Linked DNA regions of Homo sapiens: region 1 is linked to region 2. A link is a contact called in ENCODE Hi-C or POLR2A ChIA-PET data. All regions are on one chromosome and are shown on one strand. The core of a region is the stretch at or near the end of the contact, and the rest is flanking DNA. Distances in the headings are between cores, read along the strand shown. Region 1 overlaps MTMR12 (myotubularin related protein 12). Region 2 overlaps PDZD2 (PDZ domain containing 2).

Region 1 (6,009 bases), core at 3,401-5,900, 130 kb before region 2:
GGCTCATTGCCACCTCCTCTTCCTGGGTTCAAGTGATTCTCCTGCCTCAGCCTCTTAAGTAGCTGGGATTACAGGCATTCCCCTCCATTCCCGGCTAATTTTGTATTTTTAGTAGAGACAGGGTTTCACCATGTTGGTCAGGTATCGAACTCTTGACCTCAGGTGATTCACCCATGTCAGCCTCCCAAAATGCTGGGATTACAAGCGTGAGCCACAGCGCCTGGCCTTGTTTTGTTTTTGAGACATGGTCTCTCTCTGTTGCCCAGGCTGGAATACAGTTGCACAGTCATGGCTTACTGCAGTTTCAACCCCCTGGGCTCAAGCAATCCTCCTGCCTCAGCCTTCTGAGTAGCTGGGACTATAGGTGTACACTACCATGCCTAGCTAATTTTTGTATTTTTTGCAGAGATGGGTTTTGCCATGTTGCCCAGGTTGGTCTCAAACTCCCGGGCTCAGGCGATCCATCTGCCTCAGCCTCTCAAAGTGCTGGAAATACACACATGAGCCACTGCGCCTACCCATATGTTTTTGTATATCTTGAGAAAAGGGGGACTGGCAGGCACCATGTCTAATGGGGAAAGAGTCTGAGGTCTAAGAAGAGACCTGATCTGCTGCTGTTCACCCAGCCCTTGGAGAAGTCACTTGTATTTTCTGAGCCTATTGCCCTGCCTATACATTGCAGTTCAAATATTTTCCACTCTATTTAATGATATTATGCATAAAATGAAGTGTGAAATAAAGTTGCTGTACAAATGTTTCTTAGCATCTCAACATGGACATATTGGAGTTTTGAAGGAAAATTGAAAAGAAACATGAGCCCTGTGTGAGACCCTGGGGACCGGCCTCCAGGCATCTCCAATCTTCCCTTTCCTCCTTTGTAAGGGAGAGACTAACATAGCTTCTCTTAGCCCCCTGGCAGGATCACTGGTTAATCAGGGAGGATAAGCGCTTTCTAAATGATAAAGCACACTAGAAACTACTCTCCCTGCTCATCAAGGGCTCGCCTCTGGGAGCTAATAAATGAGGCTTGTGGATTTGTAAAGATGCATTTTGAAAACATTTTGAAACTCACTTTCACTGCTTCTCCCTTGTCTCCCATCCCCGTTGTCTTCTGGGCCCTCACTGCGGGGTGGACAGGAGGCTTCTCCTTCCACGTTGGTCTCCAAGATCAAACCCTGTCAGTTAGTGTGTGGGCAGGTGGGGAATAGAAGTTCCCTCCCACCCCCCGTAACTTTTCATTGACAAAATTCAAAGTAGCACTCATAATTAAGTACATTGTTTGGTAATACAGTACTACTAATGGAAGAATGGAATTTTTTTGGAGGAGATAATATTTTGCTTAATTGGGGTTCTAAGTTAGTGTTTTCTATTATCAGAATCAATTGCAGATGCTCATCTGTAACACTGATCCATAATGAGGTTTTTACATATTTCGTCTTTGAAATGTCTTTGACACAGATAGGCATGTAAATCGCAAGCATGTGATTTCAGTTGAGCATATTTCTCACTTGGGATGGTATGGAGTATTCTGTGTTTCCCAGAGAATGAAGTCCTCAGAAGTGCTTATTCCACAGCTGTTGAGGTGGCTGCCCCCTGAACTCAGGATGGCTTGCTCTGGGCTCTGCCCACCAAGTAACGTATCTTGTTTTCATGCAGGTTCCTGTGTTCCTGCTTTTCCTAGATTGTGTCTGGCAGCTGGTGCACCAGCATCCCCCGGCATTTGAATTCACAGAGACTTACCTGACTGTTTTGTCAGATAGCCTGTATATACCTATTTTTAGCACCTTCTTCTTCAATTCACCTCATCAAAAAGATACTAACATGGTAAGAGTCCCTCTTAGGAACCTGTGTATTAAAGAGGCTTCTTCTCACAAGTAGGATGCAGTAATACTGATGCTACAAATAAAATGGTGCTCACTTGGCAGCACATACACTAAACAAAGTTGGAATAATACAGAGAAGATTAGCATGGCCCCTGCGAGAGGATGACATGCAAACTCATGAGACGTTCCATATTTTAAAAAAGATATTGAACACTAACTACATACCAAGCATTGGTCTAAGAGCTTCTTAGGTATTAATACTTACTCCTTACAGCACCCTATGGCATATGCATTTTTATTATCCTGGAGGAAGCTGAGGCAAAAAAAGGATAAGTAACTCACTCGTGGTCACATGGTAAATATTGGAACTGGAAGCAAGTGTTGAAGCTGGGGAATTAAGCAAAATTCAAAGCTGTCCATTTGAAAGACAGTTAGACCAGATGTCCTCCGATTTTGCCTGATGCCTGGAACTCCTCTGTGAAGAGAATGGGGACCAGCAGATCAGGGAAGCTAGCCTTTTCCTTCCATCTTAACCCTTTTGGCCCTTCCTGGACTGTGCCCCCAATTAGATAATCTCAGTGCTTCTGAGCAGCCTCCTGAGGGCTACAGGCTTTGCTTGAGCTGGGAGGATTACCAAATCCCCCAGTGAAGTAGGAGCAACAGCCCTGCTTTCAGAGCTCAGCCTTGTGACTCACCAGCTTTGTGACCTTGGGCAGTTCAGTTTTCTGAGCCTTGGTTTCCTCAAATGTAAAATTGGAAAAACAACAGTTGCCTCGCGAGGCTGTGGAAGCACCCAGCACAGCGGCTGGCGTGTAGACTGCTGGAAAGGAAGTGTCCTTGTTCTTGCCCTCCTCCCACACCAAAAGCTTGTAGTGAATAACCACAGGTAGCCTCAGCCTTAAATGCCCATGATTATTCATTCTCAGGGCAGAGCAGGAGCATGCTTCCTGGTGCCTGTGTCCAGAAGTATGTGTTTGCCTTCCTCAGCCCTCCCTGGAAAACAGCATGACCTGTGCTTGTTTTGGCAGGGTAGAGAAGGCCAGGATACACAAAGCAAGCCTTTGAATCTGCTCACCGTGTGGGATTGGTCGGTGCAGTTTGAACCCAAAGCCCAGACATTGCTCAAAAACCCTCTTTATGTGGAAAAGCCAAAACTGGACAAAGGCCAACGGAAAGGAATGCGCTTCAAAGTAAGATGTCCACATGTCTAAACCCCCTTCAGCTGCCCAGACCCCGTGCATGTAATGATAAAAGGTACTTACGGATTCTGTCTGCCAGCATTTTCTACCCCTCGAAGCAGTCTGCAGAGTTGAGACTTGTGATGGTCAAATTGTCAAGGGCCATTAGAATCCTTTGCTTTCAGCAAATCACCTTTGCCCTGGTACAACAGGGCCATTTGCCAGATGTCACTGTGGATGCTGCCACCCTGGTCATACTCCATGGAATCGTGCCTCTTGTCCTGCCTGTGTGTGTGTGTGTGTGTGTGTGTTTGTGTGTGTGTGTGTGTTAGTAGAGTAAAAGGAACATTGATTGTGTGGGTTTTACTTGGCCGATACCAGTTCATTTATTATAATAAATAGTAAGACTTTTCTTAATGAGCTGTGCCTGTAAACCACAGGTTGCAAAACTCTGTCAAGGGCTGCAAAGTCTCTGTCACAACTACCCCTCTACTGTTGTAGTACAAAAGAAGCCTTAGTCTGCTCTGCCCTTGGAGTAGCCATTCTTTATTCCTTTACTTGAAAAAAAAAAAAGGAGCCTTAGTAGGTGAACAAGTAGGCATAGCTGTGTTCCAGTGTTTACGAGAACAGGCGCCAGGCCAGATTTGGCCGGAGGGGTGGCCAGTTTGCTGACCTATGCTATGAGCCACAAATGTCAGAAAGTCATTTTAGTTGATAATCCCAAAGTTCCCTAACTGATGAATTATTTAACTGACATTTCCTAGCTCTGTCTCCAGGCCCAGAATTTCTCCCCCACAGAGTCCACAAAGGAGAGAGCAGTGATGGTAAGTCTAAGTCGATGTGTGTCACTGCCTTCTCCATGCCATCCTTATCCTGCCTGATCTGGAGGGCTTCAGAAAGCCTGGCCCTTTCTGGTGTCAGAGTTGGTTCCATTCTAAAGAGGACTGGGGACCTGGGTGAGCCACGGCCAGCAGAGACGATGTTGGCTGCTGAACGACTCAGAATGGCCACTTTGCCCTTTTAGGGGCCGCAGGCCCAGGGTGGAGTTTCCCCTTTCTGGCTGAGCCTCTTCTGCCAGTTTAACCAGAATTGCCCTGAGCCCCAGAACAGCTTGGCCAGAAATTGGTTTTTCTTCAGTGTGTTGTGCCCCCTGGTGGCTGCATGCACATTCTCATGAGAGCTGGATTGGCACCAGAGAAACTGCCCTGTGCCAGAGTGGCAGGGGACCTCAGAGACAGCGAGGACAACGTCTGTTGTGTTACGGGAGGAACCTAAGGCTCCCCCTTCCAATAATGGATTTCATTTCTCTCCTCAGACCTAGCTTTTCTAATCATCTCTTTTCCTTGGGAGATAGGGACAGACAGCCTAAGCTCCAGGAGTTGGCAGGTGGGAAAGGACTGAGCTGAAGGGGTGGAGAATTTCAGGTTGCACTAGCTAAATCACAGTTGGGACGGGGGCGACAAGAAACCTTGAAGCCTTTGGGTAAGAAGACCAGATATCAGGTGGAGCAATGTGTTGAGCGGCCTGGTGGCCTGGGGGAAGTTCTGCAGAGACTCTGAGGAAGCAGGGGCTGAGCAGCATGTGGTGCTGCCGTGCAAATGCCACACGGTGGGGGGGACCCATTCCAGTGTGCAGCCTCGGTGTCAGCCGCAGGCCCGGGCCAGGCTTTGGCCTGCAGAGCTGCTGGCATGTCAGCTGGTCTTGAGTGCTCCCTTTGCTTAGGAGATAGAGAGAAGGGGGCTTCCAGGACCAAGGAGAGCTCAGTAGAGAGCCCAGGCTCTGGAGCCAGACTATTTGAACCACCTTTGGCACTGAGCAGCAGTGCCTTCGGCAGATTGCTTACCTCTGTGCCTTAGTTTCCTTGCTTGTAAAGTGGGGCAATAATAGTGACTTTGAGAATGAGGTGCTCAGTGAATGTGAGTACTGAGCACAGAACCGAGCAGGCAGGAAGCACTGGGTGGTGGTTCAGTGTAGTCCCTGCCCTGCCTGACACATCTTCACGATGGAGAAAAAGAGAGGCCACTGAATCCTGGCCTTCATCTTTCCTGACCCTGGATGGAAAGTCAAATCCTGGTCACCTCCGAGCTGTGGTCTTGTGGATGGTTTTGTTTTCTTTTTAATATTTTTATTGTTATTCCATATTTCATAATAAGGAAATAATTTTCTTTACAATAAAGAATATCTTTTTACAAGGAAGAACCATTGATGGAAATATGTTAGAGAGTTTTAGAGTGAACCTGAAAATTAAGTTGTTATCTCTTCTTACTTCAAATGAACAGTAGCAAAAGAGCTGGACAAACAGCTTCTCCCCACATGTTTTTACTTCTGCTTTGGGCACTGGGGAACCCTCATGACCTTCCGACCACATCCATCTTTTACAACCCTTTTTTTTTTTTTTTTTTTGCGAGCCAGAGTTTTGCTGTCATTGCCCAGGCTGGAGTGCAACGGCGTGATCTCGGCTCACTGCAGCCTCTGCCTCCTGGGTTCAAGCAATTCTCCTCCCTCAGCCTCGGGTGCCCACCACCACACCCTGCTAATTTTTTCTATTTTTAGTGGAGATGGGGTTTTGCCATTTTGGCCAGGTTGAGGTTGGTCTTGAACTCCTGGCCTCAGGTGATCTGCCCGCCTCGGTCTCCCAAAGTGCTAGGATTACAGGCATGAGCTACTGCGCCCAGCCTCAAAACCCTTTCTCAGTGCACCCCCAAATATAATACTCTGCTCTGGCCACAGAGAGAATGACCAAGGGGGGAAATATGAAAATGTGAAAATGCTCTCCCATTTTCTACTCCATGCAGGTTGCCAGACAAGTCTGGTCAGCTTAGCTGGCTCATCACATTTCTTTGCTCTCACCTGCCTGTTTTCTGTATCTAAAAGAATCTTTATGACTTCGGCTTAAACTCCCACTGGATGCCTGATAAGCTGCTATTTCACCCATGTGATAGTATCTTCTGGTAGTTAGCAGTGCCTCCTTGCAGTTGTTCAGAAGATTGTAGTGGTTAACAGCCTTA
Region 2 (5,852 bases), core at 527-3,026:
CTGTTCACTAGGGCTGAAGCCAAGCTAGCATTGTCTCCTTTGGACATAAAGGCCAGTCCATTGTCGTGGTTTAAAGAAGGCCACTCCACAGGGTCTGAAGGACATTTACTAACACTGGGGGGAGCATGATTTTTCAACAGGAAAATGGGTCTATTGCAGTGGCTCGAGTCTGGCTGCATACTGGAGTCACCTGGGAACGTGAAACGGTGTCTGGCCCCCACTGCGGCATTTCTGATTTAATTAAGCTGGGAATTTCCTGGGCATCAGGAATTTAAAAGCGTCCCAGCATCTCTACTGTGCAGCTTACTGCACCGGGCCCCCAGCTGGACGCTGTCAGTGTATGGTAAGGAATATAACTGCATAGGACCGGGTAGACCTGGGTTAGGGAGACTGAAGAACAGGAAACTGAGCGAGGTTAAGCCCTCCAGGCGCTCAGCGTTTGATTGATTGCTCTGCAGGGTCTGCTTCAAGACCAGAGGCCCTGAAGTTGCTGCAGGAATACTGAGTGATTGATTATAAATGACAGAAGGACCATCCAGATCTGAGTTCACGAGGCTTAAAAACTGGCAGCTGTGAGGATGAAGTGGTTTCCTTTGACAGTTTACAAGGATCCCACTGAAAGTCCACCAAGTGGTCGAGACAGTTTTGGGGCAAAGGCAAGCATGACAAGATCTGATGACCAAGGTGTTTCCCTGTATTGAGGAGGGCCTCAGCCCTCTGGAAGAGGGAAAGTGAAATGACACAGAAGGAAGACTGGGGACCATGGAGGCATCTGGACAAGAAGTGTTTCTCATTTGTTAAATGGAATCGGAGCCATTTTCAGCAAGGACTACAAACAGCTCAGGCCACAAGGAAGCCAAGTTGTAGAAAGGAATCCAGCTACCCTTATCAGGGAGAGATGTGGAGAAGGAACAAAAGGCCCCTCCCAGAAGGCACTGCCTAACCCATACCCTCTGCTTTGCCCTCTCGAATAAAAAAAGACGTCACCCCTGAATGCCAAGATGCACGGCACTCCAGACATCTGCAGTACTTAACAGGGCATTAAACAGCTCGCACTGCAGAAACAGACGCTGCACGTGGTTCTGAGGCTCTGAATATGGACGGAACGTAGAAAATCTGTTTCTAAACCTCTTCCAGTGAGTTCTTCTTGGTTGACTAAGGCTGCAATTTCTGTTTTCAGACACAAAATACTCTTGCCCCCTCATTTCCTTCTTTTCTTCTAAACCAGGAAAGAATACAACCTTGCTGTTTCCCAAGGATAAATCTTAGTTCTGGAATTTCTCCTTCAACACTGCTCGCCCCGTCACGTAGTTTCCTGTTTTCCTTACCAGTCCTAACAAGAGGCTGTGAATGTAAGAGATTCCTTCTTAGGACACTTAGGGAAACTGTTCTGCAGTCATTTTAAATCTTCCACAGTACAGCTTGAACTACTGGGGGGATTTTTCTAATTTTCTAATTTTTTTCTAATTTATTTGTAACACTGCTTTTGTAAGCAGCATCCAAACACACTAGACTTCGCTACATTTAATTTTTCAGATCTAGAAGTTAGTTAGCTGTTATTTTCCTTCATGTTCAACCAGAATCTCCTCTTTCTGCAGTAGCTCACAGCCTGCTGGTTGTTGAAATGATCATCTTACCAATGCCAGGCTCCAGGGGGATGGTCTTTCTGGACAGCAAACCCTTCCCATTGGCTGTGGGAGGCTCCTGCCGGGCAGAGGGCCTGGGCTGATCCATCCCTTTCTTGATGACCACGAGGGCATCTTTGTGCAGCTGTGCCTGGTGCAGAACCTTCAGGACATTCCCGTGGGCTAAGCCAGCCAGTGAGGCGCCGTTGACTGACAGAAGGAAATCCCCTCGGTTCATAGTCCCTTCCTGAGAAGCCGCCCCCTGAGAAAACACCCTGTGGACCTGGGATGAGGAAAGGAAAAGGGAACAAAAACCAGATCCACTTACGATTTCCGGTAAAAGGGAGATAGTAACTAACTGCGTATCTGTAGTAAAGGAACCTTCCTTTTTTATTTTTATTTTTTGAGAGGGAGTCTCGCTGTGTCACCCAGGCTGGAGTACAGTGGTGCAATCTCAGCCTCCCGGGTTCAAGCGATTCTCCTGCCTCAGCCTCCTGAGTAGCTGGGATTATAGGCACACACCACTATGCCAAGTTAATTTTTGTATTGTTAGGAGAGACGGACAGGGTTTCACCATGTTGGCCATGCTGGTCTCAAACTCCTGACCTCAGGTGATCCACCCGCCTCGACCTCCCAAAGTGCTGGGATTACAGGCGTGAGCCACCGTGCCGGGTCTTGTAGTAAAGGAACTTTCTAAGGTAGACACTTGCTTTATAAAAAAAAACATACATTCAGTGCGGGGGATGGAACACAAATGTCAATGCCAGTGTCTCCACACATTTTTTTTTAACTCCTTTTTAGTGTCTGACATGGGCCTGGCATCCAGGAGGCAATGGGAATACGAAGATGAATGAGGCCTGGGCTCGTGCAGTGAAGGTGACCCTCTGGATGGTCCTGAAGGCTTTTGAATGATGTAAAATTTTGAGTGACTTTTTGAGACGGGAGTAATTGTATAAACACAAGTTTGGCCAGTTGATTCTAATGTTTTCTACTGCTTAAAATATGGAGGTAAATTATAAGGCTATAGCGAATTGTGTTTATAGGGATTGGAAATGGCCTATACATGTCAGCTCTGTGTTAAAAATGCTTGTCTTTTGTCAACGAAAACCTTACGTACTACTTCTCCCACTTCTCCCTTTTTATGTTGGTAGCTGGGAATGAAATCCAGCAATCTCTGAACCCGCTGATTGGAATTTGTGCCCTGATCACATTCTGAGGCTGCTTGAGGGGGGATTTTCCTGAGAGCCTAATGACTCTGTCACTTACCGTGATTGATTTTGGCTCCACATCTGTCCCTCCTGCCACACTGAATCCCAGACCTGAGCCTTCTTTTCTATTCAAGACTATGAAGCAAACATCTTCTTCATTCTAGTGAAAACAAACAAAAATTATCCTTTGAGCTACAGCTGCAAAAAATTAAGAAAGAAAAACATATCCCCTTGGGCCAGGAGTAAGGAAGCTCTGATGTCAGTCCTCTTGGAGGGGCTTTTCACCACAGGCCCTAAAGGTTCTTTGGCTCTCAGCCAGGCATGGTGGCTCACGCCTGTAATCCCAACACTCTGGGAAGCCAAGGGGGCGGATCTCTTGAGCCCAAGAGTTCGAGTCCAGCCTGGGCAATGTGGCAAAACCCTGTCTCTACAAAAATCAGCCAGGTGTGGTGTTGCACACTTGTAGTCCCAGCTACTCAAGAGGCTGAGGTGGGAGGATTACCTAAGCCCGGAAGGTCACGGCTGCAGTGAGCCATGATCACGCCACTGCACTTCAGCCTGGTTGACAGAGTGAGACCTTGTCTCAAAAAAAAAAAAAAAAAAAAAAAATCATAGTACATAATTTGATCATGATGGGAATCCTTTATTCTGTAATTCTTTAAGTCTACAATTTAGCAAAGCCAGTCCTAGCAACAGCAGAAAGATAAGCGTCAGTGGCAAGAGGCAGGATAAGAGCATATCAAGGCCATGTTTTCTACATCTCCCTCCCCATCATTGGATTTCAGGTACAATTAATTAACTGATGCCAAAAAAATAGCATGGCTAGGCGCAGTGGCTCACGCCTGTAATCCCAGTGCTTTGGGAGGCCAAGGCGGGCGGATCACCTGAGGTCAGGAGTTCGAGACCAGCCTAGTCAACATGGCGAAACCCCGTCTCTACTGAAAAATACAAAAATTAGCCGGGCGTGGTGGCGGACACCTGTAATTCCAGCTACTTGGGAGGCTGAGGCAGGAGAATCGCTTGAACCCAGCGGGCAGAGGTTGCAGTGAGTGGAGATCATGCCAGTTGCACTCCAGCCTGGGTGATGGAGTGAGGCTCTGTCTCAAAAAACCCCCAAAGTTCACTCAAACCAAAACCTAGACTGTCCCGCAGAACTTTTGGGGGAGTTGGGAGGTTGACTTCATGGGCACCTTCAACCATATGTATGCTCACACACGGATTGATGGGGAGAAAGAGGTTGACTAAGCTTTCCAAACAAAAATGGGAATACGGGACCCAGTAAATGGTCTTTGTCCAGCTTCTAGGAGGTAATGTGGTGCTGAAAATAGGAACACTTCTCAGATATTTCAATGTCTTATGGGAGCAAAGAGACAATATTTGAAAATGAGGCCTCCTACGCCGGGTGCGGTGGCTCACGCCTGTAATCCCAGCACTTTGGGAGGCGGAGGCAGGTGGTTCACATGGTCAGGAGATGGAGCCCATCCTGGCTAACACGGTGAAACCCCGTCTCTACTAAAAAAAAAAAAAAAAAAAAGCCGGGCATGGTGGCGGGCACCAGTAGTCCCAGCTACTCGGGAGGCTGAGGCAGGAGAATGGCGTGAACCCAGGAGGTGGAGCTTGCAGTGAGCCGAGATCACGCCACTGCACTCCAGCCTGGGCAACAGAGCGAGACTCCATCTCAAGAAAAGAAAAAAAAAAAGGAGAAGGAAAAAAAAAAAGAAAATGAGGCCCTCCTGCATTCCAGGACAAGTTAAATCACAAAAATTTCAATGTATTCACATTTTTTTCCAGTGGTGTTTAAGGACACAGATATGCTAGAAGCTGACTATTGCGCCAAATTTTGCCTCTGAGAGCCTCAGCACAGTCTCAGGGCGGCCAGATCAACCATCAAGAGCTCTCCAAGGTTTGGGTGTGTTGAAGTCAGGAGGCCAGGGTTTGTTTTCAGCCTCGAAGCCTCGAATCTCTCACAGCACTGCCAAGGACACAGAAAATAGTTTTGTGCAGTTCTATTTTTAGTACCTGCAAACCATACTCATTGGAAAAAGCAAGGCAGGAAGCTTCTAGACTGAGGATGGCAGAGTAAGGATAGCCCTGCTCAACGCTCCTCTCTGAAGACAGTGAGAAAATAAAGGGAAAAGAACGCCGTGTTCTGATATGTAGGAATGATCTTCAAACCAAACCACAACCCTGCCTCGTGGTGAGCGTGAGTAGTAGGGGGTGAGGAAGGCCCTAGAATAAGCCACCCTCGGGCAGCACTGTGGCATGCTGGCCATACTTTGTTTGAGGTTCCTGAAGATGTACATCTTGCTTGTGGTTGGCTGGACAGTCTGGTCTTCTCCTCTGACATTTCATCTAACACTAAAATGTCTGGGGTAAAGGGGGCCTGGCAACGTGTGACCCCACCTGTGCCCCCTTGACTGGTGGTCTCAGAATGAGACTTTCACACATGAAATCCTTCCTTATTGTAATAACAAGTGGGAGGAGGAAGAGAGATGAGGGGCTATTCCCTTTTACTGAAAGCGGAAGTGCTTAGCATCTCAAGACATTTTGTTTTTCTTTCAGAGACAGGGTCTTGCTCTGTCACCCAGGCTGGAGTGCGCTGGCACGATCATAGCTCACTGAGCCTCAAACTACTGGACCCAAGTGATTCTCCTGCTTCAGATTCCCATGTAGGTAGGACTACAGGCATATACCACCACGCCTGGCTAATTTTTTAAATTTAATCTTTTTTTTTTTTTTTTGAGAGATGAGGGGTCTCACTATGTTGATGAGGCTGGTCTCGAACTCCTGGCCTCAGATGATCCTCCTGTCAAGGCATGTCTTAACTGCACAGACCCAAATCAGCGGCTGAGAATCAGAAGGGAGTGGAACCTGAAGGGACTGGTCTCCTTTATTCCAACCTCTCTCCTCGCCTCCTGGCCAACTCCTTACTAGGTGCCAAGGCTGGCTGTTGGCTGAGAAACCACACAGCCCCTCTATATTTGAATTTCTGGAACAGCATTCTTAGATGACTTCAGTG

What was found. Hi-C counts contacts between places; a loop is a spot of excess contacts on that map. ChIA-PET counts read pairs that join two places held with the same protein, here RNA polymerase II (POLR2A). Pooled maps may share reads with other maps.
Region 1: a loop to region 2 is called in a map of endothelial cell of umbilical vein, with 8 times the contacts of the local background. The contact joins two enhancer-like sites. A Hi-C loop is called at or near these places in 3 of 168 maps with a recorded cell type or tissue (PC-9, endothelial cell of umbilical vein and sigmoid colon) and 6 of 50 pooled maps. POLR2A ChIA-PET finds 5 or more read pairs at or near these places in 2 of 52 experiments (both activated CD4-positive, alpha-beta T cell).

Annotation. Positions count from the first base shown.
Region 1 is chr5:32,230,777-32,236,785 of GRCh38, reverse strand. It overlaps MTMR12 (myotubularin related protein 12), which reads left to right. Exons shown (of 16, transcript NM_001040446.3): 14 at 1,657-1,824; 15 at 2,852-3,013. It also overlaps the pseudogene RNU6-1079P. Among named protein-coding and RNA genes, the nearest start is that of GOLPH3, 59 kb to the right of the region's middle. RefSeq lists enhancers at 2,737-3,208, 4,062-4,606, 4,607-5,152. Within about 2 kb of position 4,650, at least 22 of the 41 ENCODE cell types and tissues checked have a DNase peak (open chromatin) inside an H3K27ac peak, as active enhancers do.
Region 2 is chr5:32,094,420-32,100,271 of GRCh38, reverse strand. PDZD2 (PDZ domain containing 2) reads right to left here. Exons shown (of 25, transcript NM_178140.4): 22 at 2,892-2,993; 23 at 1,638-1,908. LOC105374711 (a long non-coding RNA gene) reads left to right here. Exons shown (of 4, transcript XR_007058716.1): 3 at 1-1,961; 4 at 2,427-5,852. Among named protein-coding and RNA genes, the nearest start is that of GOLPH3, 77 kb to the left of the region's middle. RefSeq lists an enhancer at 1,369-2,568. Within about 2 kb of position 1,776, at least 7 of the 41 ENCODE cell types and tissues checked have a DNase peak (open chromatin) inside an H3K27ac peak, as active enhancers do.